5 separate regions of the Mus musculus genome follow, and all the other regions are linked to region 5. Evidence: chromatin loops called from intact Hi-C (ENCODE). Cell type or tissue: left cerebral cortex. All regions are shown on one strand. Each heading gives the region's core, and the rest is flanking DNA. Links, peaks and the distances in the headings are about the cores only. Region 1 overlaps Ets1 (E26 avian leukemia oncogene 1, 5' domain). Region 2 has its middle 7.0 kb from the start of Gm32171. Region 3 overlaps Ets1 (E26 avian leukemia oncogene 1, 5' domain). Region 4 has its middle 19 kb from the start of Gm3331. Region 5 has its middle 12 kb from the start of Gm27162.

What was found. Hi-C counts contacts between places; a loop is a spot of excess contacts. Peaks named below come from ENCODE experiments on the same cell type or tissue, not always from the same donor. Only the 100,000 strongest peaks of a DNase experiment are listed, where the experiment ranks them.
Region 1: it touches region 5 in a loop (2.0-fold over the local background); 10 of 42 quality-filtered maps call a loop at or near these places.
Region 2: a loop joins it to region 5, with 9 times the contacts of the local background. A loop is called at or near these places in 14 of 42 quality-filtered maps.
Region 3: a loop joins it to region 5, with 2.6 times the contacts of the local background. A loop is called at or near these places in 8 of 42 quality-filtered maps.
Region 4: a loop joins it to region 5, with 2.3 times the contacts of the local background. A loop is called at or near these places in 8 of 42 quality-filtered maps.

What each region holds. Positions count from the first base shown.
Region 1 is chr9:32,752,872-32,759,276 of GRCm38, reverse strand. It overlaps Ets1 (E26 avian leukemia oncogene 1, 5' domain), which reads right to left. Exons shown (of 10, transcript NM_001372534.1): 9 at 6,360-6,405; 10 at 1,457-5,064. The coding sequence ends at 4,852. Among named protein-coding and RNA genes, the nearest start is that of Gm3331, 27 kb to the left of the region's middle. In left cerebral cortex, for the core only: no CTCF peak of the experiment used is centred there; a DNase peak (open chromatin) is centred at 3,045.
Region 2 is chr9:33,244,232-33,250,636 of GRCm38, reverse strand. No RefSeq gene overlaps it. Among named protein-coding and RNA genes, the nearest start is that of Gm32171, 7.0 kb to the left of the region's middle. In left cerebral cortex, for the core only: a CTCF peak has its summit at 3,489 (motif pointing right); a DNase peak (open chromatin) is centred at 3,499.
Region 3 is chr9:32,668,403-32,674,807 of GRCm38, reverse strand. All of the region lies in intron 3 of Ets1 (E26 avian leukemia oncogene 1, 5' domain), which reads right to left. Among named protein-coding and RNA genes, the nearest start is that of Ets1, 35 kb to the right of the region's middle. In left cerebral cortex, for the core only: no CTCF peak of the experiment used is centred there; DNase peaks (open chromatin) are centred at 2,387 and 2,534; H3K4me3 peaks cover 596 bases; H3K27ac peaks cover 1,108 bases.
Region 4 is chr9:32,761,172-32,767,576 of GRCm38, reverse strand. No RefSeq gene overlaps it. Among named protein-coding and RNA genes, the nearest start is that of Gm3331, 19 kb to the left of the region's middle. In left cerebral cortex, for the core only: a CTCF peak has its summit at 2,968; a DNase peak (open chromatin) is centred at 2,986.
Region 5 is chr9:32,937,267-32,943,671 of GRCm38, reverse strand. No RefSeq gene overlaps it. Among named protein-coding and RNA genes, the nearest start is that of Gm27162, 12 kb to the right of the region's middle. In left cerebral cortex, for the core only: CTCF peaks have their summits at 1,847 (motif pointing right) and 2,932; DNase peaks (open chromatin) are centred at 2,019 and 2,933; H3K4me3 peaks cover 725 bases; H3K27ac peaks cover 604 bases.

The sequences.
Region 1 (6,405 bases), core at 517-5,516, 180 kb after region 5:
TCCGCACGTATCCGCTTATCAGCTCAGAGATGGAAGCATGGTCAGAAGTTTGGGGAATTGGATATAATTTCATGGCTACAAGGATTCAAACCACTTGGCACATCTTACTTGTTACCTTCTGAAAGCATGTGAAGTCTGTGCATGCCCACCTTCTCTTAAGTGACTCCTGTCAATAGTAGCTCTTACCTTACCCCACCCATCCTTCTCAACTCCTGCAATGGTTGCTATATTACTGCCTTTCCCTCCACAATGGCTTCCATACAGTGGCTTATTGGTGTCATTAAGAGAGCACCAAAGCCCAACTGCCTGAAAATAACCCACTGGATCTGTGGCTTCTGGATGCAGAGAGAAGGGACTAAGCTGACTTCACTCACATGTGCCTTGTGCTGTTTACTGTGGTCTCCGTGTAGTCAGATATCCTGAGAGATAACGTCAACTTGGATCAGTTTTTGTCCAAAGCTTTGACTGAAGCTGCAACCCATTTGAATAGTTTATGCAGGGTTAGAGGATCTCAGATGTGGCTTCTGGTTGGCTTGGGAGTAGGGGCTTTGCCCAGGTTTGCAGCTGAGAAGGACAAAATCTGAGGACCTCACCTCGACAACAAAAAAAATCTGTCCAGGAGTAGTGGTGGCTTTACCAGATACCCAAGACCAAAGCCACTCTCCTGGCCAGCTGGGCTCTGACCACTAGACCACACAGTCCGTGTTTAAAGTGTGCTCAGCAAACCTCAAGTTCCAGGGCTGAAGAAACAGATTTTCCAAAAACACAGTTCTCTTTGTGAACAATTCAGCAAAAATTCTCTTTCCAGCTGTGAGTTGGGATTCATGTTGCAAATGTTGGTGTTAATTAAAAACATCCACCTTCTACAGTTTCAACTAGAAAAAAAAAACCCGCATACAGAATGCAGCCCTAAGCATTCCTGTCCCAAAACACTTGGAAGTATGTATTCTATTCATGACATAGGCTGGAGTGGTTCTAACAGATAGTATCCTTCTTCGTGCCTAGCCCCAGTGGAAAAGTTGAGGCCAAAGAGATGGATGTGATGAGTTCTAACTGCCAAAGAGCACAGCTTTCTTCAGAAGAAACCAAACATCATGGTCTGTCTATATGAACATCAGGAACTGGACCTAGCTGGACTCCATCAGTGACTACCCGTTGAGTCGTCAGTTTTTTTCTTCACATGGTTCTTGGTCCTTCAGACATGAACAGTGATGTTTGACAAGGAAGGTGGGGGCAACAGCACAGGTGGAAACAAACAATGCAGGGAATCACTGGGACAGGAATCCTGTGTCCCTATACCTCTAACCCTTTATTAGGCAACCTTTATCTAGAATGACCCTAAGCCGCAGGATCTGGAGAACTGCCCTGTATTTCTTCTGTGCTTTTCTCTGGTTGATTGATTTCTCCTAATTCTCCCACGACGTAGACAGGAAAGAATCAAGCCAGAGCCACCTCATTATGAATGAATTTCTTTGTTTCTTTAATTTCACACAGTTTAAAATACAATATGAAATCAGCCTACAGTATATAAAAAATTTTCCAGCAAAATGATGTGCCAGCATCAGCTACTTAAATGAAACAAACCAAAAACTCCCCCATAAGAATTTTTTGCATTTGTTTTTAAAAAAAAAACAAAAAACATTTAAGACACTTACATCGCTACATCTCTAAGCTACCTCAGTTCTGATTTTTAAAAAGCACCTGCTTTTCCTTTTTAAATCTTGCTTTTAAATTTTCAGCATTTAAAAAATATAAATTATATGAAAATACAAGTTGGAAAAAGTCAAACACAATATAACATCTTTTTCACCTCAATAATTCTCAGCTTTAAAAAAAAAAGTATCCTTAAAAAAAATTCAATAACTGAGGCAGTATTCCTGATAGAGATAAATTCACTTTAACATATATACTTCATATATGTATTTGTATACATATACTTGTGGTTCCTTGAAACGTCTTTGGAATGTACGTAAGAGTTCAACAGGTTTATATAGACCCCAACAGAGAAGGCCGCATGCACAGCATGGCTAGGAGAGAGAAGGTGTGATTTCACCATGAAGGTTAATGCTTTAAAACCCAGAGTGCTGGTCTCCAAAGTGAGGAAGAGCATCTCTGATCCTGAATGCTTACAAGGTCTCCATGGCCACACCATCAGAGCTCTCCGCAGGGAGCATCCTTAGCCCCGCCTCTGAGCCCAAAGCCAGCCACACAGGTTAAAGCATTTCTCTGGGAAAATGATGGAGTCGCCCAGCTAGGTCAGATCTGTTCATCCTTCCTGTGAAGTGAACGTGTTTTAAAAGAGCATCAATGCAGCAATGCTGCTACATTTCCAGTGTATAAACCACCCGCCACTCTTCCTGGGATGGTCTCTGGCCTTCGGAGGAGATGGGGGAAAGCATCTGGCCAGATGGACAACAAAGCTGTCTGACTAATATACTATCTACAAATCCTGAAAAGTGGTGGACCTAGGGAGAAAGGGCATCAAGGCAGGCAAGTCAGCACGCTGAGGAGTGTGGGAGACACTTTCTTATGTCTTCTCTGCTAGGGGACTGCAGGTGGTAGGCTCTCAGGAGGGGCATTCCCAGCAGGAACCCAATATGGAGAAGGGTGAAGACTTGGGGAAGTGATTTTTTTAAGCCCTGTTGCAAAGAGCAAACAACAATACCAGCCCCGGCTGTACTCTTTCATTCACCATTATGGAAATGTGAACAGACTCTAAGTAGAAAATTCAGTACTATTTCAGCTGCAACTTTATACAAATGTACACACACACACACACACACACTCACACTGTCAGTGCCCAACAAAGATCACATAACATAAGAGAAAACAGCATAATCCAAATGATCCCACCTAACACTCCCTGAGCAGCTCCTAAATATTTTGAGAGCTTCATTAAGGCACCTGCATTTGTAAGATCAAAATATATAGCTGGAATGTTTGGCCTTTGCTTCCTTGTGGGGATGCTCCACTCAGTCAGTACAGAACACCCACGGACAAGAGTTATAGTCTTAGTAATTCAGAGTCTTCAAGGGAATGTGGGAGTCAGCCATCAACTCTCCTGGAAGATGATACCAGGGAGCTACAAACCCCGAAGGGTGAGCCTGGAGAGGCCCACCTCAGCCAATTGCCTCTCTTCTCTCAGGGATGTCACTGTCACTGTCTTAACTAGGCAGCTATACAGTGGAAGGGATTCTAATGATCCCAGGCATGTCTCCTTACTTTTTTTTTTAACCCACAATGGCTTATTTTCAGGTCTCCTCTCCCATCAGGCAGGATGATGGCTGCCTCAATTAAGTCTGAGTTTAAACTTGGAGGAAACTAAACATCTATCTAACTGTCTCGGGCCACCTTATTTTCCTTACCTAAGCGCCTTCCCTTGTATTTTCTCCGTCTCCCTCTCACCGCAGTTGACCTGGGCTTGCCCTCTGCTGAGGTGGTAACAGGTCAAGTGCCAGTGCTCCCTGCCACTTCCCGGCAAGCAGTCTCACCTGAAATCCTACCTGACGAGCACCAAGTCTTCAAAGGAGGCCGAGTCACATGCTACTGAAATACCCTCTCCACTGCCGTGGCCTCCGAGCCCTAGCAAGTCTGGACTCTTGGATTTGTGTTGTGATGGCTGAAACTACACTTTCAGTCACGTGTCAGGATGCATTACACTCCACTTTCACTGATCAGTGATGAGGGAGGGGCAGCAATGAGGGATGCCGGGGGGAACATAAGACAAAGTAGAGGAGAACTGAGAATGTTAGTTTGGAATGGCATGCATTGAGGCCTTAAGACCCTCGGGGTAATGCCCATGCAAACGGCTTTTATTCTGAGTCTTCCATGTTTCGGGTAGCGGTTTAACCAAAACCCAGGTTAATCCTGCTCCTTGGATTTCGTTTCCAAGACTTGAACTGTGCTATGATGCCGACGATTCCATAGAAGAGCTGCAGAATACATTCAGTGCAGAGACTTAACGCCCCGTAACTAACACTAAGTCCAAAGCCTGACAGTGAATCAAAGGAAAACAGTTTTTACAAACCGCAGGTGGAAGTCACACGCACAGTCCCCCTGTCCCCAGATCAGCATTCGTTTCCTTTAGCTGTAAGAGTTTGGGGTCTCTGATCTCAGTACAGAACTGGGATTTTTCCAATGGGGTCTATATAAACAGTTGTCTTTCACTGTGACAAGAGTCCTCAGCCAGCAAATAACAACAAACTCACAATACTGCAATACTGAGACCACCTTAGAGCTTAAGACGATATTTTTTTAAGGAAAAAAAAATACTGGCACAAAATTTAATAAAATAAACTTCAACATAAAAACAGTTTTGGACCCCTTCAATCAAAGTCCATCATTGTTTCAAAAAGTAGAAAGGTTAATAATTCTTGAGTTTAGTAATCCCCTGAAGAAACTGTTTTCAGCCCACCCACAAAACTGACTGGCTTTCATCAATCTCTTTCATCTCAATGTGATCATTCCTCCCACTAGTAGATCCACAACTCAAGATGAATTTTTTTTTCTTTGATTTAAAAAAAAAAAAAAAAAAAACGGACACTTAAGTTTTTTTTTCCTCTGCAAGCCAGGTCCAACAGGCTTCTGAGAAGACCTCTCCCTTCTGAAAGTCTGCTCAGGAGCTATTGCCCCGCCCACCCCGCAGGTCCTGACCTCCTCTTTCCGGCCCACCAATGGCCAATGGAATACAGCGGCGCTCCCTCAGCTCCCACCCCTGAATGTGAAAAATGAGTTCTGGAAAATAAAACATTGAATAACAATTAAAAATGAAGAGTCCAACCAACAGGGTTGCTCTTTGAAAGGTCTCAGCAGGGTTCCCCCAGCCCCTTCCTTCTGCGCGTCTGTCCATGACTAGTCAGCATCCGGCTTTACATCCAGCATGGCGTGCAGCTCTTCAGGGGTGTATCCCAGCAGGCTCTGCAGGTCGCACACAAAGCGGTATACGTAGCGCTTGCCCGCCGTCTTGTGGATGATATTTTTGTCATAATAGTAGCGAAGGCCACGGCTCAGTTTCTCATAATTCATCTTAGGTTTGTTTTTCCTCTTTCCCCATCTCCTGGCCACCTGTAATAAAAATAAAATTAAATACAAGTGTCTATACAAGTCTTCACATCCATCATGGTGGTCAAACAAACATCATGTGTGTGTGTGTGTGTGTGTGTGTGTGTGTGTGTGTGTGTGTGTGTGTGTGTGCATATGTCTGACTTATTCCTTCATTTCCTTTTTTAAAAAATATTTTGAATTGTTTATAATAACTATACATTGAATGTATAGTTAGGAGCCATGGACATTCTGAGATTATTTCAAAAGATGTAGGCAGAACAATGCAACATTTTAATACAGCTGTGCATTGTGTCGTGATCAGACCAGGCTAAATGGCATGTCTTCAATCACAGGCATTTCCCATTACTTTCTGGGGACCATGCAAAATAACCCACATTAGCGATTCTGAAATACCTGCTAATGTTCTGTAGGCACCCTACAGTACCACAGAGATTCCAGAGTTGCCAATTCCTGTACCTGCATTCTTGGGCTCATTAACCAGGGTCTCCCCAACCCCTTAGCCTCCTCCTGGCCATGCTCAGATACGTCACTCTTTTATCCTCTGTGTCTGTGGAATCAGCAATTCAGTGTCTACATGTAAGCGAGAATATGTGCTGTCTTTCTGAGCCCAGAGTATTCCTCTCAATAGGACAATGTCCCTATCCCATACATGTGACTGCAATAGAACTTCTAATTTCAAGTGTCCAAGTGTTGAGTTCCATTTACTTGTTCAAACAGTGACTCTGAACTCCTCTGGAATACAGTTAAAACACTTGGTCTTGAAGGAAAAGGAAGAGCCGTGGGGCAGACATCCCTCTGGCCCACATTATAAGCAGGCATCCTTAAAATGAAAGCACAGAACTGGGCAGAAGGGAGAGGATGGGAGGAGAGCGCTGGCACCTCTGCTTCCACCAGTAGGAAGCATCCTTTCTGGACCAGGGTAGAGACACGTTCTCATGTCTGCCAGAAGAGAGATCTCTTCGTTCATATACCAACCATTTATTCAACACTCTGGGATGAAAGGATGGAAAACGATCAGAGTGGATGCATCTTTCCAGATGCACAGAGCCAGGGACTAGACAGAGGGCAGGACCAACTCTGTACCAGGAACTTATATATACATCAGTTTGTCCCAGAAAGTGTACACACTTTGGGCTCTGCCAATGATGAGACAGAAGCTCGGGCTGGCTGCATCATAGGTCGCACACGCAGCAAGCAGCAGAGCTGAGCTAGAAATCTGGGCCTACAGGATCACAATCCCAGCATTTTCTCTCGCCCATTCTCAGCCCAGGACTCCCAAGTCACTCATTACATACCTCATCTGGGTCAGAAAGCTTGAATTCCCAGCCATCTCCTGTCCAG
Region 2 (6,405 bases), core at 438-5,437, 310 kb before region 5:
GGATCCTTGCTTCTCTTCAGATTAGTTTTGGCTTGAAATCTATGTTGACAGATACGAAAATGGTTACACTGGCTTGCGTCTTGAGTCTGTTTGTTTGGAATATCTTTTTCTGTCCTTTTACCCTGAGGTTATGTCTATCCTTGATGTTAAGGTGTGTTTCTTGCACACAGCTAACAAATGGGTCCATTTCTGTCAGTCTATGTTTTATCATTGGGGAGTTGAGAGTGTTGGTGTTGAAAGTTATCCTCAATCAGGATTGCTTATTTTGCTGATTGTTATTATTTAGTTGTGGTGTGGGTCTTCCCCTTTCTTTTGATTTTCTGATCTGATATTATTTATTCCTTACTTTCTGGGTATGGTTAGCACTTCAAGTTGAATTTTTCTTTCTAGAACCTTCTGTAGGACTGAATTTATAGACAAATACTGTTTAATTTTGGTTTTATGGGGAATGTCTTACTCCACCTATTGTGATTGAAAGTTTTGTTGGGTATAGTAGCTGGAATACTGTGGTCCATTAAAATCTATAAAACATCTATCCAGGAAGTTCTGGCCTTTAGAGTCTTCACTGAGTATTATTAATAATTTTAATGGGTATTATTTTAATGGGTCTGCCTTTATATCATATTGGTCTTTTTCTCTTGTAGCTTTTAATATATTAACTTTGTTCTATTTCTAGTGTTTTGATTATTATGTGTCATGGGAAATGGTTTTTCTGGTCCAGCCTATTTGATATTCTCTATGCTTCTTGTACCTTGGTAGGCACCTGATTCTTCAAGTTGGAGTACATTTTCCTCTATGATTTTATTGAAAATATTTTGTACCTCTAACAAGGCTCTCTCCCTCTCCCTCTCCCTCCTCTCTCTCTCTCTCTCTCTCTCTCTCTCTCTCTCTCTCTCTCCCTCTCCCTCTCCCTCTCCCTCTCCCTCTCCCTCTCCCTCTCCCTCTCCCTCTCCCTCTCCCTCCTCTCTCTCTCTCTCTCTCTCTCTCTCTCCCTCTCTCTCTCTCTCTCTCTCCCTCTCTCCTAGTTTAGCATTTTCTTTGGCCAAGGTATCCACTTCTTCACTACCTTGTCTTCAGTGACAGAGATTTTCTTTTCTGTTGCTTGTACTCTGTTGGTGAAGCTTGCTCTCAGTCTTCTATCCCAATTCCTAAAGTTTTCTGTGAGGAGCAGGTGTGGTGGCAGTCCCAAAGGTGCCAGGGACTGCAGCTAAGTCGTATGATTTGCACCTGACTTCCTCATATAAGCCACAAACATCGTGAGAGCTGCGCAGGTGTACCAGGATACTGGTGAATCCATTTTGATGGAGATATGCCCCTGCTGCCCTGATTAGCTGAAGCTGCGTGCCTGGTGAGGTGGCGTGGCCTGCTGTGCGTGGATGGGAACTGAGAGTATAAAAGAGTGAGAGGTCCAGGGTTCGGGGGAGATACAAACAAGGGAGATATAGAGAAAGAAGAAACAGGACTGAATAAACGTGGGCAGAAGGATCCTGTTGCAGCGTCGTTCTTCCTGGCTAGTTGGGCGCGCGCAAGAGTTTTCATCTCCAGGTTGCCCTCAGTTTGGGTTTTCTTGATTGACTCTCTTTCCTCTTGCAAGTCTGAAAGTTTCCCCCTTTTCCCTGTCTGTGCTTTCACGTGTTTCTTTAATGCATTTACTCATTTCCTCTTTAAGGACTTCTAAGATAGTCATAAAGACGAATTCAAGGTCCTTGTCTGCGTTTCAGCTAATTACATTGCTCAGTGCCTGCTGTAACAAGGTTGCTGGGCTTTATTGGAGACACACTGTGCTGACTGTTACTAATTGTGCTTTTGCACTGGTGTCTAGGCATCTGGCTTTGGGATGCTTATAATTCTAGGTGTTAATATCTGATTTTGTGTTTGTTGGGGGATGTTCTAGTCCTTGGTTTCTATTGCCTTCTCTGGTTCTTAGGAAGGTGTGGTGACTGTGGATTACCTGGTCTAAGATCCTACCAGATGTGTGTAGGGTTCTTGGCCAGAGACCACTCTGTCACTGGGCATAGCCACTTGGGGACACAGAAAATGGGGAGTTTGTCTGTGCTTATCCCATGCTGCTGCTGGGGTGGGTGCTGGGCTGTAGGGAAGCTCCAGGGCACCACTCCAGGGTTGGGAAAGCATAGTCTGAGACATCGGAAAACTGGAGCTGGTTTAGGGGTCCCTGGGCCTGTGAAGAGGCCAGGGCTATGTGTTTCACAGACTCTTGGCCATCCAGGCAGTGCCAAGAGTCCAGAGCAGAGAATAGAGTGGGGGCAGGTAGGCTGGGAACATTGTCTAGCTCGGGGCTGGGGGACAAAGGGAATTCCAGCTTGTCTCAAAGGTAATTGTCCTTATCTTGGTGGATGCAGGCTTGGTGGTAGTTGTTTCAGAGAGCTCAGAAAGGGTTTCTAGAGGAGATTAGACTGCATCTCTGAAGACCTTCTTCATGGCTCTCCATGGCATATCTTGATGAAAAGAGACAGCCCATTGCTCTAAACAATTTATTGTCATGGTGGAAAATGGATTCGTAAAAGCATACCCTCCTCTCTCTCTTCTCAGGTTGGGCCTGAGATTAAATACATTTTGCAGGGAGGAATGGCTGGAAAGGGAAACTTATTGGCTAAGCCCTCTGGGTCTCTAGGTACCTCATTAGCATGGAGAACTCTGTTTTGGGACTACATGACCACAGGTCACATCTCTTTTATGTGAGAAGTATGGCACATGTTCCAAGTCAGGAGTCTGGCCAAGAGCTAGGGGAGTCACATAAGCCTTAGGTGACTCTACCTTACTGAAATGGTTTTATTTCTCACAGTTGTAGTCATGGGGGAGTGCAGCTCCAGTAGAATATGTTTCTTGATATTGAGAAGTGACATTTATGGATGGAGATTGGCTGAAGGGGGGTCTACAAGAGAAAGCAAAGCAAGATATACTAGCAGAATCTGTTTAGTCACCTGAGAATGGGGACAGAGATGGAAGAGAGAGCAGCACCTGCTACAGAGCTGGGACTACAAGCCTGAAGGTTGGATTTAAATGAGGAGGGGAAATGATAACTGAGGATCCTCAAGCTGCTATCCTGGCTGACCTGGCTGGATCCCTAGGCATGCCTTTGGGGGGCTGACAGCCAAAGACTTCATGCCACAGTCTTGTCCATTTATAAAATACCAATACCTAATTACTCCATCAGAATATTATGAAGGGTAAGTACTTAAAATAATGTTTTAAAATATTATAAACTTTTCAGTAATGTGAATCCAAACAACAAAATGAAAGGAAAAAGGTTGCTCCAGTAGGCCTTGGAAGAAGAGAGCCTTGGCACTGAGCTGCAAGCCAATTTCCGGAAGTAATTGTAATTTGGCTTGGGATTGAAAAGCCTCTGCCTTCAAATATGATATGAAAATGAAATGAATGCTCAACCTCTGAATGACATTTTCATGTTTTTTGATTTTACTAAGAAGCAACTTGGTCCTTTGAGTGAGGGTCATAGTCCAATGTGGCCACCAGATGGCAGCAGAATTCTTCCCATGCTACTTTTGACATCCCAATGATTGCTAATTAAAGTCCAGGGAGCAGATCTTTGAAGCACCTGAGCTGCACTTGTCCTATGGTGGTATCTCCTTCGGGACATAGTGCTTGCTTCTTCTGCTCACCTTCCCTGAAGGTTGAAACCAGCCATTGTGAAAGCCATTAGCCTAGGCTCAAATAGATGATTAAAGAGCCTTGGCATCAAATTGTATCAAAATCCTGAGTTCATCACCTGGGAGATGGGAATCCTATTAATGACGACATTTGGAGGTTGGGGATATATGCTAAACAATCAGTGTTATCTCCTCATCTGTCTCTGGTAGAAATGTCAGCAATCTGTGGCAGTTTGAATGAGAGTGGCCTCCATAGGCTCATAAATTTAAACATATGGCTGACAGATGGTGTAACTTTGAGGGAAGTACTAGAAGGGGTGGCCTCGTTGGAAGAGGTGTGTTGTATGAGGTAGGTTTTGAAGTTTCAAATGGTCCTAGCCATCCCCAGTGCCCTGTCTGTCTCCTGCTTGTGGATAAAGATGTGAGGCACCCAGGTGTTGCTCAGCCTTCTCTCTGCCATCATGGACTCTGACCTTCTGGAACTGTAAACCAGTTAAACTCTTTCTTTATAGTTATCCCTGATGGTGGTGTCTTATCACAGCAATAGAAAACAAACTAGTAGAGTAGCAGACATGGTAAAGAAGATAAAATGGCTTCAATGGGCTGGTAGGAAAGGAAATGGGCTGTGATGAACAAGCTGACTTACACAACAGGAGGGAAGTTTGGAGTGGTTTCATGAGGGTGGTGTGCTGTGATTCAGAGCACAAAGAGATATAAGGTCTGGAGCTCTGTGGTGGCAGGCTCAAGCCTAACAGTCCTTAAGAATAGCCTCCATCAACCGAGATGGCTGGAGAAAGGAGTAGCATGCTGTCTTTTGAGTCTTTTTTTTTTTTTATTCTGATGCTATGGATTGAACCTAGGACCCCACACATGCTAAGCATACACTCTACCACTGAGCCACACTTCCTGCTTGTCCTACGAAGTTACCATGCTTCCAAGTCTTTGTTAGCGGTCTCTTACTTGTATTTCTCATGCTTTGGAAGTCAACCTGCCCAGGGCAAAAGGAAGTGGCAGTTGATGATATGGTGTTAATATAGCAGAGATATGCAGCAGAAGAGGTAGACACTCTATTGGGTTTGTAGAATGCTACCTAATACAGTGTGCATTTTAAAAAAAGTTAGACTTTGTAGCTGTAGATTATTTTAAATTTAACAGAAAATGAAGAAAAGTCACAGTGCAAAATTACCCATAAACCTTTTCCATAGACTCTTGTTGACATTTGACCCAATACACTTTATAATTGGTTCTAAATCCATCAACATACTATCACATTTTTTAAATGAAAAGACTTGAGTATAAATTATATACACCATGGCACTTCACTTCTAAATATGGTGGTATACATTTTCTTGATCACAATGTTCTGTCATTAGCTGCAGTGCTATTGCCTGTGTTCACAGTAACATCAACATGCCTATATTCTGTAATCTGACACCCATATCACAATTGTCCCATGGCTCAATGTTGTCATCAATAGTACTTGTTTTCTTCCAGAATAAGATGTAGTCTGGAGTCCATTAATGATATTTCCAGTCTGTGTCCCTGGAACCATATCTAATCTACAGCAACTCTAATCTATTTTGTAGTTCTATGTAAATGGACATATTTGAAGAATACCACTTAGCCTCTTTTTAAAAGGAAAACATTTTTCATTATGGTCTATGTGCACATAGATTCATACATAAACACAGAGACTATTCATTGCCACCCTGAAGACATCGTAGATGATGCTGAATTCACCTGGAGACATACCAACTGCTTCCTACTGATGAAAGATGATTTTGATCACCTGTTTCTGATACCTAACTTCTCCAGTGTGTAATTGCAACTTTGTTCCTGTTGCAATAAGCAATGTGTAGGAGGGAATTAAACTAAGTGCTATTTGGCTCTTTGTCAAAGTTATTCCCAAGATCTATGATCCCTGTTTTCACTGTAGTCAGTCTTTACTGTAATGGTTACAGATAATGGTGTTCTATCCCAGCTTTCCTCCAGTCAGCACCAAGCATCCTCACCTCCTTTATTTATTTGTTTATTTATTATCTATATGGACTCTAGACTTTATGAATTTTTGATGGTCTCTGGCTCACTACTGTACTGATTAACTATGATGCTCACAGTCCCAGATTTAGCCAATGGAAACATTTTCAGGATGGCTGCCACCTCCATGTGGCAAATCCTCTCCTTATGCTTTTAACCAACTTCATACTTCCTGTCATAAGCAATTTTGGATCATCTAACGGTAACCATCAGCCATTGTACTGAGGATCTGTTTGCTTTTAGATTGAGAGAGCAAGATCTTGATGCCAAGTATTTTTACTCCCTAGGATGTCCTTCAACATTTTCTGATGGACAGAACTGCAAGTATCTGCACACGTATTCATATACACATAAACTTGTATATTCACCTACTGCAAATATATTCAATTATCTACATATCCATAGTCCATACATATATACATATACATCTAAGTATTTTAGAAATGATGAATTCTTATAGACAGCTCTTCTTTCCACCCCTCCCTGTGGGAAAGTTTCTTTGTTCTGGGATGGAGGAGAGATACTCTGCTTGAACTGAAATACTAAAGAAAAATCCTTTCCCCTCCCCATTGCTGGAGGATGTATGGTTTATTTGCTAACAAACAGTAGAGTTGTAATTTTAATAAGAAAACCAGAAGAATGGGTTGAACTAAGAAAAAATGGGGAAATCACCATGAATATATTTCTGATTATTTATAAATCTATACAAAACATTTTTTTCAGCACCTACAAGTTAACAAGA
Region 3 (6,405 bases), core at 605-5,604, 270 kb after region 5:
GCTCTCTCTAACCTCCCTTGGGCTCTCTAGGACAGTCCACAGGCATATCTGATTCCAGATGCAGCTGTCCACTTTCATAATAAAACTCCAGTATTTGGCCTAGGGTCATCAACCAGCCCTAAGTCTTGTTCCACTAGAATGTCTATCTAACATACCAATGAAAGATACATACACTAAAACAACAATTAGCAGGCCCAAGTAGTAATCCAGAGTTCATGTAGGGTAATCCAGAGTTCATGTAGGGTAATCTCTCTCTAGAATGGAGAGGTCTGCAAACTACCAGTTGTCTAAGTGAACTTTAGCAAGAGAGCCTGGTCAGCCACTTCAAGAAAAGCCAGAGATCAGACATGAGGGCTGGGACTCCAGAGGATGGTGCCTGGACAGAGGCAGTTGGCTGGGACTGTCACACCCAACAGATCTCCTGACACTGTTACACTATATGTTCTGACAAAGTGATCCAGACATGACAGTCACCACACTTTGTCCCACTGTATAAGGTGAGGGTGGTGAACCCACTAGAGGGTAGAAAAGCCGACTCAAGATATATCCTGAGTAGCATAAAATAAAGCAGAAAGATGTGTCTGGACATTGAGCCAGGCCGTGATTCTTATCTCCAAGACAATGGGATGGAAACAACTTCCAGATTTAAATACAGTCTCTGGGGATCAGCCACAGCAGTGGAAAGGGATTTGGAGGAAGGAAGTTGACAACAGTGAATTCATTGCTGTTAAACAAGATATGCTGGTGTGCTCTCCCTATCTGCTTCTGCGGGGCACAATGGAACCTTTCCCCTTACTGTAGGAGATCCTAACTTCTCTGGAGTCCCAGATCATGCTGAGAAGCAGGGGAAAGCAAAATTCTTGTATGTATTATTTTTGGCAAGATCATTTCTGACGAAGAAGAAGAAGAAGAAGAAGAAGAAGAAGAAGAAGAAGAAGAAGAAGAAGAAGAAGAAGAAGAAGAAGAAGAAGAAAAGAAGAAGAGGAGGAGGAGGAGGAGGAAGAAGAAGAAGAAGAAGAAGAAGAAGAAGAAGAAGAAGAAGAAGAAGAAGAAGAAGAAGAAGAAGAAGAAGAAGAAGAAGAAGAAGAAGAAAATCTGTGACAATTAGCAGATTTAAGACTTGGTAGAAGGTCTTCAGGGTTGGTGATGTACAAGCAGGAGACCCAATAAAAGACACAGGCAGTTAGGACCTGGTTCTATCGCTGTTTAAATCACTGGTGTTTCTGCTTTCCCACTACCTCTTGACAAGGTCTTCAAGAAAGGAATTCCAACTTGCAAAGCAGTTTGCTTGCTTTGGAGGCTGAGGTTTAAATGCCACCTGAAAGGGTGAATAGAGTTTGTGGAAATCTGTTTTATTAAGAAGCAAGAGTCTTCAAAGGCCATAGGTAAGGCTTAATAGGATGCTCAGGAATAGGAAGCCCATCCATATTAAAAAACAAAAAACAAACAAACAAAAAACCACAGTGATGCAGAGAAGAGAGAGCCAGCCCTCCAGACAGTGAGATAGGGCAGGGTCTGAACTGAAAGGCAGAGGCTATGCACAGGGGCGAGTTCTGAGGGCCAAAGGCTGCCCAGGGAGAGGTGATCTCTCCCATAGTGCAATTAGGCCTCCTGTTTGACCCCTGACTTTTGCCCCACAGGATATTTATGGTCTCTGGACAGGCAGCTAGGGGGCAAATGAAGGGATATAGACTCTGAAGGCCCTTAGTAGGGAAAGAACTAGAAGGAGAGAACTGAGGTGGAGGGGGGGGCAGGGATGGAGAGAAGGTAGGAGAAGGGAGACAAGGAGAGAGGGAGGGAGGGACAGCAGGCAAACAAGCTGGCTTTCCTAACAGCAAGGACTCTCCTGGCAGGGAGTGGTGCCCTTGCTTACACCCCACCTATCTAGAACTCCCATTAGCCTCTTGCAATCTAAATCTAAGTTCAGAATCTCATCTGTTTCTTAAGCAGATGTGCCACCACAAACCAAGGGGACAGCAGGCAGGTCAGGCAGGCCAGGCCTCTCCCCTCCCAGAGTCAGCAGTGGCAGCTGCCCAAGGTGGGGCCTGGATACCCCACTTCGGGGCGGGCCGCTGGGGCGCTGCTTGGCTGGCAGTGCCGGGGTTAACCCGGCAGCCCTGCGGAGCAAAGATTTCTGTTTTATTTCAGCGGGGGAAGTGTGTGCTGCCTGATTAGCTGGATGGTTTCCTCTTTTCCCATAACCTCCAGACCCCCACGGCCCAAGTGTTTACTCTCTGAAATAAAAAATCTGCTGGTGTTTTTCTTTTTGTGTGCTCGTGTATTTTGGGAGGATTGCAGAGGAGGAAGGCGGGGTCGGGGTGAGGGACCAGCCTGGGGGAAGGGAGGGCGCAGCCTCCAGCTGCAGAAGCTGCAGCTCAAGAAAGCAACTTCTTAACGAGGGAGCTGGTCTCTTGCTCTGGCAGCTATAAACACACTGAACATCTGGAGGCCAAGAGTCTCTCCCGGCCAGACGTGAGCACCACAGGCTGTCCCTGCCCGGCCGTCCCCACCCCCTCGGCTCTCACACCCCCTCTCAACTCAGATCAGCCCCAGCCCTCTCACATCATCCACCCACCCGACCATTTCCATTCACAGAGATCCGCAGCGCCCGCTAGCAGCCGGCCCGCGGGAGCTGAGAGGAGACGAGCAGGCGACGCCAGCCAGCAGTGGCCACCCCGCCCCCGCCCCTGTTCCAGAAGAGGGGTCAAACTGCTAGAATCCAATAAGAACTTGGTGCCCCGGGGACCTTTTCCCAACTCGGACTAAATATTTGCGGTTTGAAGAAGTTAAGAGAACTCCCCCGCCCCTCCAGAGCCCCCTGAGAGTTCCAGTGCAATGCTGTTACTTCCTTGGCTTTTTTGAGAAACAAGGAATTTATCTATCAGGTGGTCAGGCCAACAGAAGGCTTGCATGCTAATTGTCACTCTGCTCGCCCTGCTGAGATGAGACGCTCTTTCTGCACCTGGGTCTCCTTCCTTTCCCAGCACCGAGGAAAGGATTCATTCTCTCACACACAGCCAGCCAAAGTCCTGACTTTTCCTTAGCATAGCTCCAGTGAGCCCCAATCCCAGAATGCCCTGGGTACTTCTTCTCAGGTACCCCTCTCTTTTTACTGGTGAAACGAGTTATAGTGGGGACAATGTTGGCAGATGTAATATATGTGTTATATATGATAGAAAAAGAGGAGAAGGAGAGGGCACGGGGGGGGGGGCGGGGGTGGAAAAAAAGGAGGAAAGAGAGAGCCTGAGGGTAGGATGTGCCTTGGGCAATGAGAAAGTAGTCAAAGCTTTTTAGGTCAGAGTCAGACACCTTCTTTCTCTGGCTCCTTTAACTTCATCGTTGAACTATGGTTCATAGGAAGGGTGGCATTTATTGTCCATTGACCAAGGCCTTTCATGTCTTAAATTATGAAACCAGCATAAGAACTCAAAAATAAGGTTAAGGACCTGTCTGTTGAAGATTAGAAACCCAAGAAATGTATTAAAAACTCCAGGACATGATGCTGTGTTCTTGCTCTCTCTACCAAACCAATTTAAACCCTTGAACTAGACCCAGTTCTATTTAGAGTCATACCCTCACACAAAGAATCTGAATGTTAAGGACCACACATTCAAAGGTTTCAAGGAGGCAGAAGGTGGGAGTCTAAGAGAGGAGGCAGTAAACCCTGGCCAATAGGAACCAGCCACCCACAGCTGGCCAGGAATCCACTTTCCCTTGCAGAGGAAGGCTCAGGCACACAGATACCTTGATATAAAAAACAAAACAAAAAACAAAAACCCACAGAGTAAATGCAAACAAACATGGAGGAGCAGTGAGTGGATTTGGGGCTAGCCTCACCTATGACCTTTTATTCCAGTATGTACTTAAAGCCCCTCAGAGATGTGATGGGGAAGGTGTGTGAAAAGATCGTCCCTGGACACCTTCCTCTAGGGACCCAAGAAGGGCAGTTAGACCTGGTCTTTTGGGAAAGATGAACTTTGAGACAAGACTATAGCTAGCTCTTTCTGAGATAGCACAGCTGCCAAACCAGGATCAGAGGAACCCAAGCTGCCCATCTCCCTTAGTGGTCAGACCCTATTTACAGAAAGACAATTCTCTCCTATTAGGCTACATAGCCTTTTCCAGACCAGTCAGGGCTACATAGAGACTGTCTGAAAAATAAGTAAATACTTAAATAATAGTAATAACAACAACAACAACAATAAAAACAAATTAGTTGTAAGGAACTGCCTTGTCAAAGTTTAGACTGTGCCACATTGAGTTGGAAAATCAAGAACATCCAATAAAATGTTGAGAATGGGGGCCCCTGAAAGGCTCCTCATGTACCTCACTATAGGCTACCATAGCCTTCTCTGGCAGAAAGAGCCGAGCATTCTATCTGGGACAGATTAGTCCAATATTGTAATATCCAATGTCATCAGTGGTACTCACAGACTCAGGGGCTTAGAATTGTTTTGAAGAACAAAGAACCTCTAAAAAAAAAAAAGAGTGTCCTAGAAAAAGAAAAATGTGTCCTGAGACAGAACAGAAATGTGCAGCAGATGGAGTTTGAAGCGCTGGTTTTAAGCCCTGTGGCCATCAGACACAGTCAGCTGAAAGAACAAACCTGCTGTGAGCATAAACATTCCAGGCCAGGTGAGTCTCTCTTGAAGTCTTGCTGGCATGTCTTCAACACTCTCAACACTTGAAAAGCCAAACTGGAGACTCTTGCTTTCCTGCTGAAACATCCCACCTGCCTGCCTGTCAATGCCCTTTCCAAACACTGCCCAGGTTTGATCCCTCCCAGCCGCTGGGCCAGATGACAAAGCCCCAGGAGAGACCATGAACCTGGCCTCTCAACATGTCTCCCACATGAACTTCTAAAGTTTATTTGGGAAAGACATTCTTCAATTCCGCCATTTTATTAGTAAATTTGTTTTAGAAATGTTAAATAGTGAAATCCGAAGTCACCCCCTGATATTGCCAAGCCTGTGTCATACATAAGTGCAGTATTTCATATGGGAACCATTTGCTCTATCAGAAAACATGTACCACCCCCCATACACAATTTTTTAAAAAGTTGCATGCAGGCAAGGACTATGTCTTCTCTTTCCCCATCTGTCTTTAGGACCCACCATGTGCCACTGGAGGTCAAATGAGTTCAACCAATCAGTGGGTCGCTTTCTGACTCAACCCTTAGACATTTTTGGATTTCTAAAATGTGCTTCACAGAACAATGAGTCAATGATTTACAACAGCAGACATGCACATCATGTTTACTGTATGCCGGCATGCTTCAAGCTTCACAGATAGGAACTGAGTGATTCTCAGAGTGTGACTTCTGGGTTTCCAGCAGCCATAACAGGGGCAGCTCCTGGAAATGTATTAGAAAAAAAAATCAAAAGAATTCCTCAGCCTAACCTTGGAGTAGGGCTTTAAAGCCTGTGCCTCAGCAGATTCTGGCGTTTCTAGTTTAATGAGTCCAAAGCAAGAGTTAAATCTTACATCTCTAAGTCCTCCTCCTCCTCCTCCTCCTCCTCCTCCTCCTCCTCCTCCTCCTCCTCCTCCTCCTCCTCCTCCTCCTCTTTGGGCTACTGCTGCTACTGCCACTGCCTGTAGACCAAGCTAAAGAATCATCATCAAGTTGCCCAAGGTCACACAGTGAGGACGATCTCCTATAAACCTCGGTGACCTCCTTTAAGATCCCGGCTTCCTTACTCCTGGACCATCTCTGAATTCTTTTCCAAGACATTGCGAAGCGGCAGGATCCTGTGTATGACACGAGTGTATATTGATCAAAATGCCACTGTTAAAAATTGGGATGAATCAAGACCAAATCTATCGCTGCCTTTGAAAAACATACTACCTGGAATGGAAAAAAAAAATGATGGTGCTCTGGAAGGGGAGCAGAGTATTGTGTTTTCTGATACATGCTATGAGCAGTCATGATGGCCCTAACAAAGAGGCTGAGGTCACATGTGGACAGCTGGCGGCTACGGCTGAACTTTAGTCATGTTGTCTCCTTTTGGAGTGGGCTCTCTGGCTTCTGATTTCTGATTCCCAATAGGACCAAGATAGAGTCAAGCTTTGCCCGACTCCAGTCAGGACTGGGTTCCATTTTCTATTTCTTCTGAGAATGGCTTGTATGGACCCTGTCGCTTCTCAACAAGGCTGTGGGCAGGAACTAGCTCTAACGCTTCACGACAGCAACATTTTAGTGAGTTAGAGACTGGGTGCAGGAGCCTGACACACACAATCATTCTCACTATGGTGATGGAGAGAGAGGTGCTGTAGCTGAGGGACAGACTAGATGAAGGGAACAGAAAAGAGGCAGGGTCAGTGGGCTGCACTCCAGGCAGACTATAAACAGTAACAGACATTACAGCCCTGGCTTGTGTAAGGAGCTCCATTGATTCACAAGATTCT
Region 4 (6,405 bases), core at 439-5,438, 180 kb after region 5:
TAGAACTGCTTCCCTGAAGTAACTTCAGATCATATCCTCCAGCTGCAGCAGCTCAGAGTCGCCTTTCCTGGAGGCTGCTTCTGTGCGGATGAATCCTCTCTAACATCCATTTTAGGGATGTTCCTGGTACAATAGAAAGCTGAATTGTCTTCTCTCTCCTCGCGAATTTACTTTACTATCCTGTAGCTTGGAAAGTTTCTCGGGATCCCAAAAGAGCAACCCCAGGGCCACCTGAAAGGGGAGCGTGTCACTAAAATTAAGACTTGCCTTTACAGCTCGATTTAAAATGAAGGATTCCGTGAGTAACTAACTGTCCACCCTGCTCTACCCAACACCTGTGTGTACGCTGGTCCTCTCAGTTAGTGTATGCCCTTTATCGAAGAAGACAAATCCCCATGTGAGCAAGAGTATGGACAAGATGCGGTAGGGATGGGGGCTGTGGTTCTTGCTCTTAGGTGGAAACATCATCCTCAACTTGTTTCATGGTGTGTGGAATGAAGCCAAGGAAAGGAATCAAAGAAGCAACGGCTATTCTCACCTCAGCCCAACCTCATACATGTGGGGGCCTTTTTATAAGAAATGGAGGAAGGAAGGAAAGGGGAAGAAAAATGAATGGGGAAGGGAAGAAGAGGAGGGGAGGGGCAGGTAGAGGAAGGTTGTCTTGAGCTGAAGTCTGAACTAAAACCAGAGTGTAACCACTTTCACAAACATGTTAGGAAGTCTCCTGGAAGGTCTCCCTCTCCCTCTTCCTCCCTCTCCCTCTCTCTTTTTCTGAGCCTCCGCACCCCCCAGAGCAGTGCTCTGAGCCTTCCGTGGTGTGGGGGTGCATGGAGTCAAACTTCCTATGTCCCGCCTCGCCCAGCAGCCTGAACCCTGGGTTGGACACCATTTGAACTCACAGTCAAATTTTTTTTTCAAAAAACAGTAATTACTTTTCATTGTTATGACGAAACATTTTTGGCAAAACAGTACATGCAAGGTAAGATATATTTTGGCTCATGGTTTTTGAGGTTTTCAGCCCATCAGAGTGGGGGAATGTGACAGAACAGTTCACATCATAGCAGCTAGGGGGGAGAGAGAGAGAGAGAGAGAGAGAGAGAGAGAGAGCTGGGGGAGGGGGAGGGGAGAGAGAGAGAGAGAGCTGGGGAAGGGGGAGAGGGAGGGAGAGGGGGAGAGAGGGGGGGAATATGCACCTATGCTCTAATCTTTCTCAACCATACTGAAAGCAATCTGACTACCTCCCAACCCCCAGCACAGACATACCAAGAGTCGTGCTTACTAATCTAGGCACCTATCAATCCAATCAGGCTGTCAATCAAGACTGATTACCATAACTGTCAATAGTCATCTCCAAATGTCTCTGACAATATTTCCCCTTTGATAAGTCTCTTTAAGAGCCTTCTTCAATGCACATATATTATTATTTATTTATAATTTACATGTGCCAATCATTATCAGATAACATTCTCAACACATACTCTAGAGCCTAAATCATCAGTAGTGACAATGGATACTGTAGCGGTATTAAAAAGAATGCCCCCATGGGCTCATAGATGTGAGTGCTTGGTTATCAGGAAGTAGCACTACTTGAGAGGTATTAGGAGGTGTGGTCTTGTTGGAAGAAATGTGTCACTGGTGGTAGGCAGTTCCAAATGCTCAAGCCAGTCCCAGTGTCTTGCTCTCCCTGGTGCCTTCAGATTCAGGTAGAGAGCTTGTTGCTACTTCTCTAGTACCATGTGTGCATGTAAGCCACCATGCTTCCCATTGTTATGACAGCAGATTATATCTCTGAAACTATAAGCCAGCCTCAATTAAACTATTTCCTTTATAAGAGTTGCCATGGTCATAGATGTTCTTCCCAGCAATAAAACACTGACTACACCAGGTATGAATCACATATAGGAAAGTTCTGGTACTTAGGGTTTTGTCTAAATCTTATCAATGTAATTAAGTCATTGTCAATTTTACTTTCAGTACATTGACGACAATTTGTTTCAGGGGCAGAAAAGAAGACACTAGAGATTTTCCTCATCTTCTTGTGTCTGAATTGTGCATAGTGTCTGTAATCTGTGCTCTCATTGCTGGAGACACGTAAGCGATGTGCCCATTTCCTGAAGACTATCGGGGTAAAGCTAACTCACCTGGTTTGTAAATCTACTCATTGTGTCTCTAGAAACCTAAGAACATTGCAATAGGCTGAACAGAGAAACAAGAGCACCAGCATAGGCCCCCCAGCCCCCACACTCATGATTCCCTCTTTCCCTCAGGATACTTTGTATATATGCAAATGATCCAGACAGACAGGCTGAGGGAGAAGTGATGTGTATTTTCAGTATGAGTCAAGAAAGGGCCTTTTCTAGTGTTACATTAAACATGAATTCACATAGATGTTTTACTGGTTTCCTCCATGATGGCTGGATTGAACACCTCCTCCTTTGGTGACCCTGACCTACAGGATAGGTGTGTTATTCCAGAGAGAGACCCTACTCGGACACAGGGCACCATGGGCAAGACTTGGAGTGACAGAGGGAAAGAGATGAGAACAGAAAGGCACACCCTCAAGAGGACCACGGTGTGATCTGAGTTCTGGACGAGAAGCAAGACTTGAAGGATCCAGACCACACTATGCAGAGACTGGGTGGTCCCCATGCAGAGATGACAGATCTCCAGCTTGGGTCTTGGGGCTTCAATCCTTTTGAGCCCAGGTCTTTCTGAAACCATCCTTCTAGATTCTTGTGTACCAGGATAAATGAAAACACTCCTTGGAGCATAATGAGCCCTTAAAGTTTGTTTTCCAAGATGTAAAAGAAAAGCATTTCAGCCCTTCCGCAGATAAAAATAACTCGCCATTGATTTTGAAATCCCTTTCATTTGTCTCCCACAGCCCAGTGCCATACAATGGCACTTTGTGTATAAGCCTTCGCAGTGGGCCAGCTACCCCGTTCCCTCTGCCTGCCAACAGCAGGAGGCCAGCAGAGGCCTTGGAGCCCTGTGCCATAGTGGGAGAAGACTTTGGGCTGCCCAACGTTGCTGTTGGACTTCATTCAGAAGGCCTGGCTGGGCGGGAGGAGCCTAGGGAAGAAAACAAACAGAGCCAGCAGTAGTGGAAAGTGCTGAGTCCCAGAGTTGGCAGGCACACACTGGGAGCTGCTCTGCCCACCTGCAGCTGCGGTGACCCGCCGATGGCCTGGGTGCCTGTGGCCATACCCAAGGCCTGTTCAGAGAAGTCAGACCCTCTTCTTCCACAAAAAGGCATTCTAGAGTCCACATCCTGTAAGTCTGGGGAAAACATGGCTCTCTAAAGGGAGAAAGGGCTTCTTAAGCATGCCTTCTTATACATTAACTCTCTTCCTTGTAGGTCTACATCCAGCTGGCAACCACCATATCACCCCGGTGAGGTCTTTATCATTATTCCTATCTCATAGATGAAGAAAGAGGGGTACAGAGAATGTAAACAGCGTGTCTGCTCACACAGCTCACAAAAGACATGGCCTGGACTTAAAACCAAGTGGTGCATCCTCAGAGTGCTGACCCTTCAATGCAATGTCTTCTTGCTTTCATTTCTCAATTTGCTTCTCTAAAATTGCAAGATGCAAGACACTAGGAGAAAAAAGGCAAGATGGAGAATAAACAGAATAGATGGGACAGAAAGGAGAAATCGCCAGGGACTAGAATAGTACAGAGTCTTTAAAAGCAGTAGGCTATTAGCTCAGAAGGTGCACTGCGAGGCTATGTACAGAGATGGAGGATCCTTTTGGAGGGAAGATACAACAGACTCCTGCTCTTCCTTATGCCCCAAGAGGGATTCTGGGAATGTGCTCGGGTTCACTTGCCAAACATAGCTGGGCAGCTCTCTGTATGGCTGGAGGAGCAGAAACTGAAGCTGAGAGAGGAATATCAGCCTTCTCCTATTCTTCCAATTACAGCCTGGGTAGAGGAGGCACCAGGGCTGGTGAGGGTTTATAGTGCCCTTATGGTGAGAAGAAACAGTCCATTCTGGATTGATTCTTTATTGGGTACACTTAAAGATTCAAGTTTTTAACCTTTGTTAGACTGACAGCGTGATTTTTAAGCCAGTCAAGCAATGTGACTGAAATTGCCTTAACTCTTAGGATGTGATGATAAGACTGGACCTTACCTCTACTGTTCTTTACAGATCTAAAATCCTTATCCTGATGATACTGGTACCCAAGGAGAAGGATGATACTGGTGTCTTTAAGTAGAGTCCACCTTGCAGGGATAGAGTCCTACCTTGGTGCCCATCACCAGGGCATGCATCCCACAACCTCAGTGGCTTTCTGGTTGTGCCCACCTCTCTTCAGATGAGCTAACTCGGGTTCCAACTCCTCTCCTTCCTCCAACCTGTCCCCTCTGATCTGCCATGTAGAGACAGGGTGACCTTTCTAAGCACAACGCAGGAGCTGTGGCTAAGTCAGTAGGAAGAGTGCCAAGACTCTACCTTGTGCTTCACAGGGCCCACCATACAGGGTCACCTCCCGCCCATCTCTTGTGACCCCACCCCAGCCTCTGCTTCTGCAGCTTCTGCTCTGTCCTTCTGAGTTATGGTTTCTCTCGCAGGTTGCACGTTTTCTCTGTACCTCAACCTCTCCCATTCCCACCTGGCTGGCTTCATCCTCACCCATTCAGACCACAGACCTCTTCAGGTTCTTGTTCTTGGTATCAAGCCAGTGTCAATCTCACTGGAGAGGGATTCTCATCCATTCCTTAGGTGACCTCAGCATTTAGCAGGGTATTGAATCCATCACAGCTAATACAAATAATAATGAGGACTAACAGCGAATCCTCTAGAAATGAGCTTAAGCCGGGTGCATTACCTGGAAATTGGATGAGAATAATCCAAGTAGAGAAGAAGAATGTGGGAGGACTTGGAGTAAAATAGGATTCGCATTCTTGTACCAGTTCTGTCACCAATGGATGATAGTTGGAGGACACAAGTCATGTACCCTCCACTGCCCTGTGAAATCATGACTGCCTAGCTGAAGGGATTGTATAATGTCAACTTAAGGTGATTTGGATTCTAAAACTGTAGAATCAGACTTCTGACATTTTGACTCTTGGCTATCACTCTTCTAGGAGTGTCTAACCTACTGTCCACAGTCCAAATGTACTATACAATAACTATGAAGGTGTCCCATTCCAAAAATTATAAGTTTAAAACATTGTAAGATTGGGGGTGATTATTTTGTAATTTGATTTTTGTTTGTTTGGTTTCTTTATAACAGGATTGACCATGACATTTGTAGACAAAATGGTTGTGATGAAATTGTAGATTGGACACCCCTGAAACACTGTTGTGTTTCCCAAAGAGACCTTTCAACTCAATATAGAGGAGAAAGGAGCTGCCAGCAAGACCCAGACAGAATGATTTGAGGAAACTGGAATGCTCCCAGATTCCCTCAGTTATGTGTTCCCCCTTGTTTTTAATTCTTGTCTTTGTTGTCTGGGCTTCAGGATTTGGATCATCACATACAGCAGCAGAGGGAAGACTCTTTGGAATCTGTAGTCAGAGTTCTGATGTGGAATTTCAAGTAGGCTAAACACACAGGTTCCTAAAGCAATGAACATGTGCTGCCAGTATCATGCCGGTGGCACACTCGAACCCTCCTCCAGGGCTCTGTGATGGGGCATAAAAGGGGCTTTAAATTCCTTGGGCACCAGGGCACGGATATACTTTACTGTTCTGAAAACTTGGCTTTGGAGAAAGCAGATACATGCACACATATCTGCCACTCCAAACACCCGTCATTGTCTATCATCTTATCTACTTAAGATGCAAATAATACTCATATACAAAATACATACAGATGTGTGTATATGTCTCCAATTAAAGGACCACATTTCTTTGTGTATTGCGACTTTGTGAATCTTCTATTGACAGGGAAGTCAGAAATTATGGAACAAGACTGACCTAAAATGTAGCTTGGAAGAGAGACAGGCTCTCAATTGTTAGGGATGGGGTTGGGGTTGGGCTGTGTTGTTTCCTTCCTTCCTTCCTCCCTTTCTTCACATCGTTGGGACCTTGTGTACAGTAGATAAGTGCTCACTCATCACTGAGCAACACCCCCATCTCTGAATTAGGTCTTGAACTTTCTGTCTCAGAGATCTGTGAGGCCAGCTACCATTTCTTATGAACAGTGCACAAAATTCCCAAAGTACATAGAAAGTCCCTATTGCCATCTCTCTTCCATAGTTTGGAGGAGTCTTGAGTTGACAAAGCAATCTCAGACCAAGCTACTAATTGTTACCACTGGTGGTCTGGCCGTCTGAAGACCGGTGTCAGTTTTTCAAGTGTCAATGCTCTCTTGTTATTTGCAGGTACACCTTGGGAACGGATCTCAAAGAATAAGCTGTAGTTTCACATTTGCCTACACAAATGTTACAATT
Region 5 (6,405 bases), core at 404-5,403:
CATGAAGCAGCTAGAGCATTAAGAAGAGAGAGTGGCCAGCCCTGCCACCTGGGGTCATTATGGGGTCCCATCCCTAGGTGTCACTGAGGGCCATATCTGGGTCTGTGGCTACACAGTGGCAGGGGTCCGAGTCTCTATTTGTGACTTATATTACCACTAGAGAACATGGAGATATCCCTGGTTGAGGCAGCTACCAGGGACCATGTGGGTGCCCAGGGGCTGTGCAGAATTGGCCCTTCCCCTGTGGCACTCTGAAGACCTGGCCCCATCATGGTAGCACTCAGGAGAGTTGGTCCTGCACCTCACCTGTACAGTACAGAGATTCTGGCCCTGGTAGCAATGGTGTGGGTGAGCTAGCCCCAAGGGCGTGAGTGTAGGTGAGAGAGCTGATCCTACCACTTGTCTGTCATGGACTGGCATAGGCTCAGAGATAATCCCCCAAACCCCCTACTCTTCATCATCTTCAGCAGTTTGGAAAGCTGCCCACAGGGTCATGAGCATGAGAGAGCTAGCCCTGCCCCTCACAAGCTGCAGCACTGGAGAAAGCCAGTCCTGTGCCTCACTCAGGAAGCACAGTAGAGCAGGCCCTAGTGGAAGGATGTTGGATGTGCTGGTTCCAAGGGCGAGAACATGGGAGAGTTGGCCTTCCCACTCACTAGATGTGAAGTGGCCTGTGGTAGAGGGTAGTAGGGGAAGCCCTCAGCCCCATTGCTCTTCTCTACCTGAGGCAGTCAAGAGAGTTGGGCCTGAGGGCAGGAGAGCGGGAGAGCTGACCCTGTCTCCTGAAGATGGTGGCATTGGGTGGTGGAACCAGAGCAGTGCTAGAGAGCTCACCCTGGTGATTCACATAAGGGAGAGCTCAGCTACCTCCTAGGCCCAGACACAAGGCTCTGAGTTGGTCCAACAAAATCTCTATCATCTGCAAAAGGTTGGAATGCATAAAAGGGCCTGTCCTGCTAATCCAAGGCTGCAGTATCCCCCATGATCCAGGGCAACAACAGGGTAATGGAGTGGAGGACAGGTAAGGATCCAATTCTGATGGTGTCACAGAAGCCAGAGATTTCAAACCCGACCAATGACTCACTGCAATGGACATTTGCAAGTGAAGATGTATGGACAGAGAAATATACTGTGGGACACACTGTGACACACTGCAGCTTCCGCAATGGGGTCTTTTCTATGCTTTGTTTTGTTTTGTTTTGTTTTTATTGGGGGGGGGAGGGTTGCAGGGTGAATGGCGGATATGAGGGAAGAGGGAGATGAGCAGAACTGGAGTGCATGATGGGAAACTCACAAAGACCCAATGAAAACCTTTTTAAAAAAAAAAAAAAGGACAGAAAAGAAAAGAAAAGCAATTCAGTTCCTTGCAACTTCAGCTCAATAGTTTTGTTTTCTCCTCAACTACTGCCCCGCCCTCACCTATGAGAGCCTCTGGCATATTGAACAAGGAAGACATTCGCCACCCATACTGCAACCTGACGTCCTAAAACTTCGATCCTCACCGTCTTTCATTCATACTTTCTTCACACTTAAAACCATCTTCAGAGCCATAGTTCAGAGTCTTTCTTCATTGTACATAGCATGCACCCATTTGTTTGTTTGTTTGTTTGTTTATCGGTTCTGTTTTCTTGGGTCATGAGCATGTAAGACAGGCACTTTACATACTTAGCCATCTTCCCAGCCCACCACCCATGCCTTTGTTTTCTGTGGCTGCCAAGGCAAACAAGCCTATACATCCTGGAAAATCAGCACTAGAATGGTCCACCTTCAAGAATTAAATCATTTGATGTATACAGGCTGAGTAGGTGGGGTTGGGGGGGGTGAGCATTCCAGACTCCCCACCAGGGGTTGCTAGACATCAGATAAGTTCTGAAGAGAAATATGTGAAAATGGTAAATGAGAACAGAAAGACAGTCAAAGAAGAGACTGTTACCCTGGCAAGGCAAGCAGCCCTTCAGCAAAAGACCTCATAATGAACCATTGTGAGCTTAGCTGCAGTGTTTGTGAATGGAATGCTTTCTGTTGAATGAATGACTGCTGTTCCATAATTCACAAAGTCTGACTCAAAACAGCCCGGGAGGTATGAGCATGTCTTCAGTGTGCACCACACACGTTTCCCCTCTTATCACCCACAGTCACTTTGGTTTACTCTGTAGCTCAGACGTTAGTAAGCCACAGCCAGGTTATAGAAGAAATCCAGTCATTTATAACCAAACCAGATAACTGGAGGACTGAGCCCTCCTGACCACTGAAGATCCCTTCAATCAGGGTTCCTTTCCGTCAGCGAAATCTCAGGGCACTCGGTCTAGAAAAGTTAATTTGCATTTTTTTTCTCCAGTTTCCTTCTTGAAGCAGGCTCATCAAATTCATAAGGAAATATGATAAAACAGCCAATGATTTCAACTTGCAAAGACAGACACACTGCTCTGAGCTGCTAGCAGTATGTGGCTGTGTCTCTTACGTTTGCAAAGTCTCATGCTGCTCGCCACTGTGCCCACAAGCCCCTCCTCGGAATTTGTCCTCTCCAAAAGCAGCAGAATTGCTGACCCTAATTCTGAGACAAGATGCACAGTACACAGTGTTCCCTAACAGTGCGCATGCAGATTCTCTTCAGGGACTAGACTTAATGTAAACAGAGATATCCAGAAGTTACATTATAGCCTCATTCTTGAGATAAACTTCTGTTTAATCGCTGATCCTTCCCGGAATAAGAAAAAAAAGATGCAAATAAATTGTTTTACTATTCTTAAACTAATACTTAATCTTCATTTTCTTCCCATGCTGGGAACTCTGTCACAAAAGAGAGAGCGGAGAGCAGAGAGGAATTTAGGAACAAAGCGAAGAAAAACACTTTTTGTCCTGGTTCCCAACCAGTCTCCCAAGCCTGGATTTAGACATGTCTTCTCAATCGCGACGCTAGAGGGAGTCAAACCCAGGAATCTGAAATGATCTCCGGGGTTGAACAGCAAGGGCGGCTGTTACACCTTTCTCTTTAAACGAATGCTCCTTAGCTCAACTGCCCCAGAAAAACGCCCAATCTGGAGTGCCGTGCCTTGCTTACTCTGAGGTTACTATTTCTAAAAATAGTTTTCTGAAAAATCTCTCTAGTGGGCTGGGAAGCACGCAAGTGGAGTGTGGGACCCGGAAGTGCACGGTTCGGCTTCGGCAGGACCCTGCAGGCTGAGGGTGGGACTACAGAGCTAGCCAAGAGCAGCAAAAGGGGTCGTGCCCTAGACTGAGAGTGTGTATTGGGGTTTAAATAGGCTATTCTCACTAGTCCTTGAGGAAGCAAAGTATTGGCTGGGGGCTGGGAGCTGGGAGCCCCAGAAGTGAACACCATGTATCAGGTGGCTGTGATTCCAAGATTGCCCCCACTGCCCCACCGCACACAAACCACACAGAGCACTACACCTCTGCGAAGGGTCCAGTAGAAGCAGCCTCTAAATGATGTCATGGCAGATGAACGAGGTTTTACACACCTCCGCTGGTCTTCCAACCATTTAGTGTTTCAAGCGAGGCATGGGAGTTAGAGAGAATGCCAGATATGGTCCAAGATGGGAGGAGACAGATAAATCCAAGTTTGGGAACTCTATCCATTTTCTCTCTTCCGTCTCTGGTCACATTTGTAATTCCTAGGAGAATATTACCACTTATTTTTGAGCCACTTTCATTTTTGTTTGTATTTGCTCTAAAAAATCCCCTTAAGACCAAAAGCAAAGAACTTCTCTAGTGTTCTGTCCCTTTGGGGTATGTGTGTATGGGGGTGGGAAGTATTTTGAGCATTCTTTTTTGGATATCCCTAACCTGTACAAAGCAGGGACCTAGCCTTGTCTCCAGCTTTCTTCTGTCACCAGCTTAATGTTCCTCAACATCTTGAAGCCTGGAGGAGGATGTGGAGGGAGGTTCAACTTTAGCATTTAAGTCTTGGGTACAGGGCAGTTACACAAAACTCAAGAAGCCCAACTCGTTGCCTGAAACACAGACTCTAGGTTAGACCCAGAGCTATTCCGTCCTCTAGCAAACCTCCCAAGAAAGATATCGGAGGACAAGCCTGGTCTATTTCCTTGATCAATTCATGAGAGAATTTGGTCCGTGTAGATTCTGGGAGAGCCCACTGTCTGAACTTTCAGAATTATTGCTAAAAATGAATGTAGCCTGAGCAAGCCTTTATGCTAGGAATGTCAGTCTTGTCTATATACATCTTCTGAGGTTTGGTACCAGCTCAGTAACTGACTGCAAACAATGTAGTGAACTTTTCCAATCACACTCACCACCACCACCATCATCAAACAAGACTATCAGAGAAAATAATCTATCAGTCCCTTTTTGGTTTAAAAGTTCCATGGTTTCTGTCTCTCTCCAGAAATTTTTGAATTTTTCTATCTTCTGACCTAAAAGTCAGAAGAGAGAAGTCTAATTGCAAATACAAGCAAGCCCGAGGTGCTTAGCTGTATCGTGCAGGAGGAAGACATTTTAGAAGGAAACAAGTCTCATTTATTCTGCCTGATATGGTTATCTCTAAGGCTGGTGCCAATGCAAGCAAGATGAGGGTACAGAGGGAGGGGAGGGAGACACATTTCCAAATGTCAAATGTTTATCGAGGGCTTTGAACTCTGACAATCAAGGCTTCCGGTACCTTTGGTCTTTAGGTTTTTGAAGAGAAAGACGAGGCCAAATGAGAAGGAGAAAGTTGAAAATGTTCCTACATTATCATGTAGGTCTGAGGCAAAGATCGGGCCCATGATACCCAACTTACTTGCAACTAATCTGGGACTCTCCCCTTTCAATGACTTTTTAAAAAATATGCCTTGTTGTAACTCTGAACTGAATCTGAACTTCAGACCATGCGATTCTCCCATGTGGCTCTTATATAAAGATGGCACACTTAACATGAATTCTGCCAGCACAGGATGAGAGCATTCTGGAAGCTTCTATCTTCAGGGACAATATACCTGTTTGAAGGACATAAGTCACCTGAAGGAAATAACAATACAATTTGAGACTTTTTTTTAATGATGTAGGATAATGGTGTGTGCAGGGCAAGGCAAAAATTTATGAAGGTCAATCAGAGATAGACAATGCATCTCTAAACTATGATATAGGAAGGGTCATCACTGGAGTAGAAATGAATGTTAAGTACGTACACACACACACACACACACACACACACACACACACACATCTATGTAAAGTTTTTGAAGAAGGAACCAAGTTAGAAATCACATCTGCTTCATACCCTCTTCTACATGTGAAACTGAACTAGTCCATAACACCTACTGTCTCTCCCACATCTCCACAGTACAGGCCAGTATAAGCCCCTGCAAGTGCTTTCCAGTGTGAGCTCTGATCACTGAATATAGTACATCTTCAAGATGGCAAATCAGTTATAAATGAGGGCTCCTGGCTTTGTGAGCCTGGGAATGTCAACTACTTGAAGCAGTCAAGCAAATGTAGCTTTTCTGTTCAACCCAGCACCACATGTCTTTAGGCAGGGTCAAGAGCACCAGGTCCAGAGAACTTTTAATCCTGCAGTCACAGCCTGAAGTTATCTGGAACTTCTCCATCAAGTGTGCAAACTCAGAGGGTGTGACTGTGTAGGAGAAGAAGAGCCTGCACTCACAGAGAACCCTGGGATGTCACTGAGGCAGGGAAGCACACTGCATCACTGAGGCAGGGAAGCACACTGCATCACTGAGGCAGGGAAGCACACTGCATCACAGAAGAAAGCTTGCTGGGAACTGAGGAACTGAAGGAATTTGGGGAGGAAGGGCTGCAGTTGAGAGCAGCATGGGCTGTTGTTAAGTGTTTTGGTCTGCAACACCCACAATACCCCAGGATTCAAGGAAACTGGCTCTGCCAGACTCTGAGTGGGGAAAAGAAGATTCCTAAGCACTTCCCTTGGAAATCACCTCTGAATGAGGGCCGGGCTCTTCTAGAATCAGCACTTCCACTCGTGTGCACTGTGTAGGTAAGAGGTGAAGTGTGGGCCTGATGGAAAACACAGAAGAGACCACCTGTGGCTATTCCTCTACAGCATGTGCTAATCAGCCAACTGGACTACACGCCAGTGTCCCATCCTGTACATTTACAAAGACATCTCCTTCCTGTAGACAGGAACAGAAAGCACCGGTAGATGCTGGAAATGGGGTTTTCCCATGTGGCATGCCCTGCTGATATACTTCACAGTCCCTAAGATACTCCCCGAACAGGCAAGGGCAGAAACTACAGAAAAATCCTACCTCGGCTCTGGCCAGGCTACGGGTGGGCCAACAAACAATGAGAGAAACGTGGATCTTCACATTCAATCCTGTTCTTTGTCCCATCTCATAACCTACCTAATTTCAGACAGAAAGAGATAGGGGGAGAGAGAGGGAGAGAGACAGAGAGAGAGACAGAGAGAGGCAG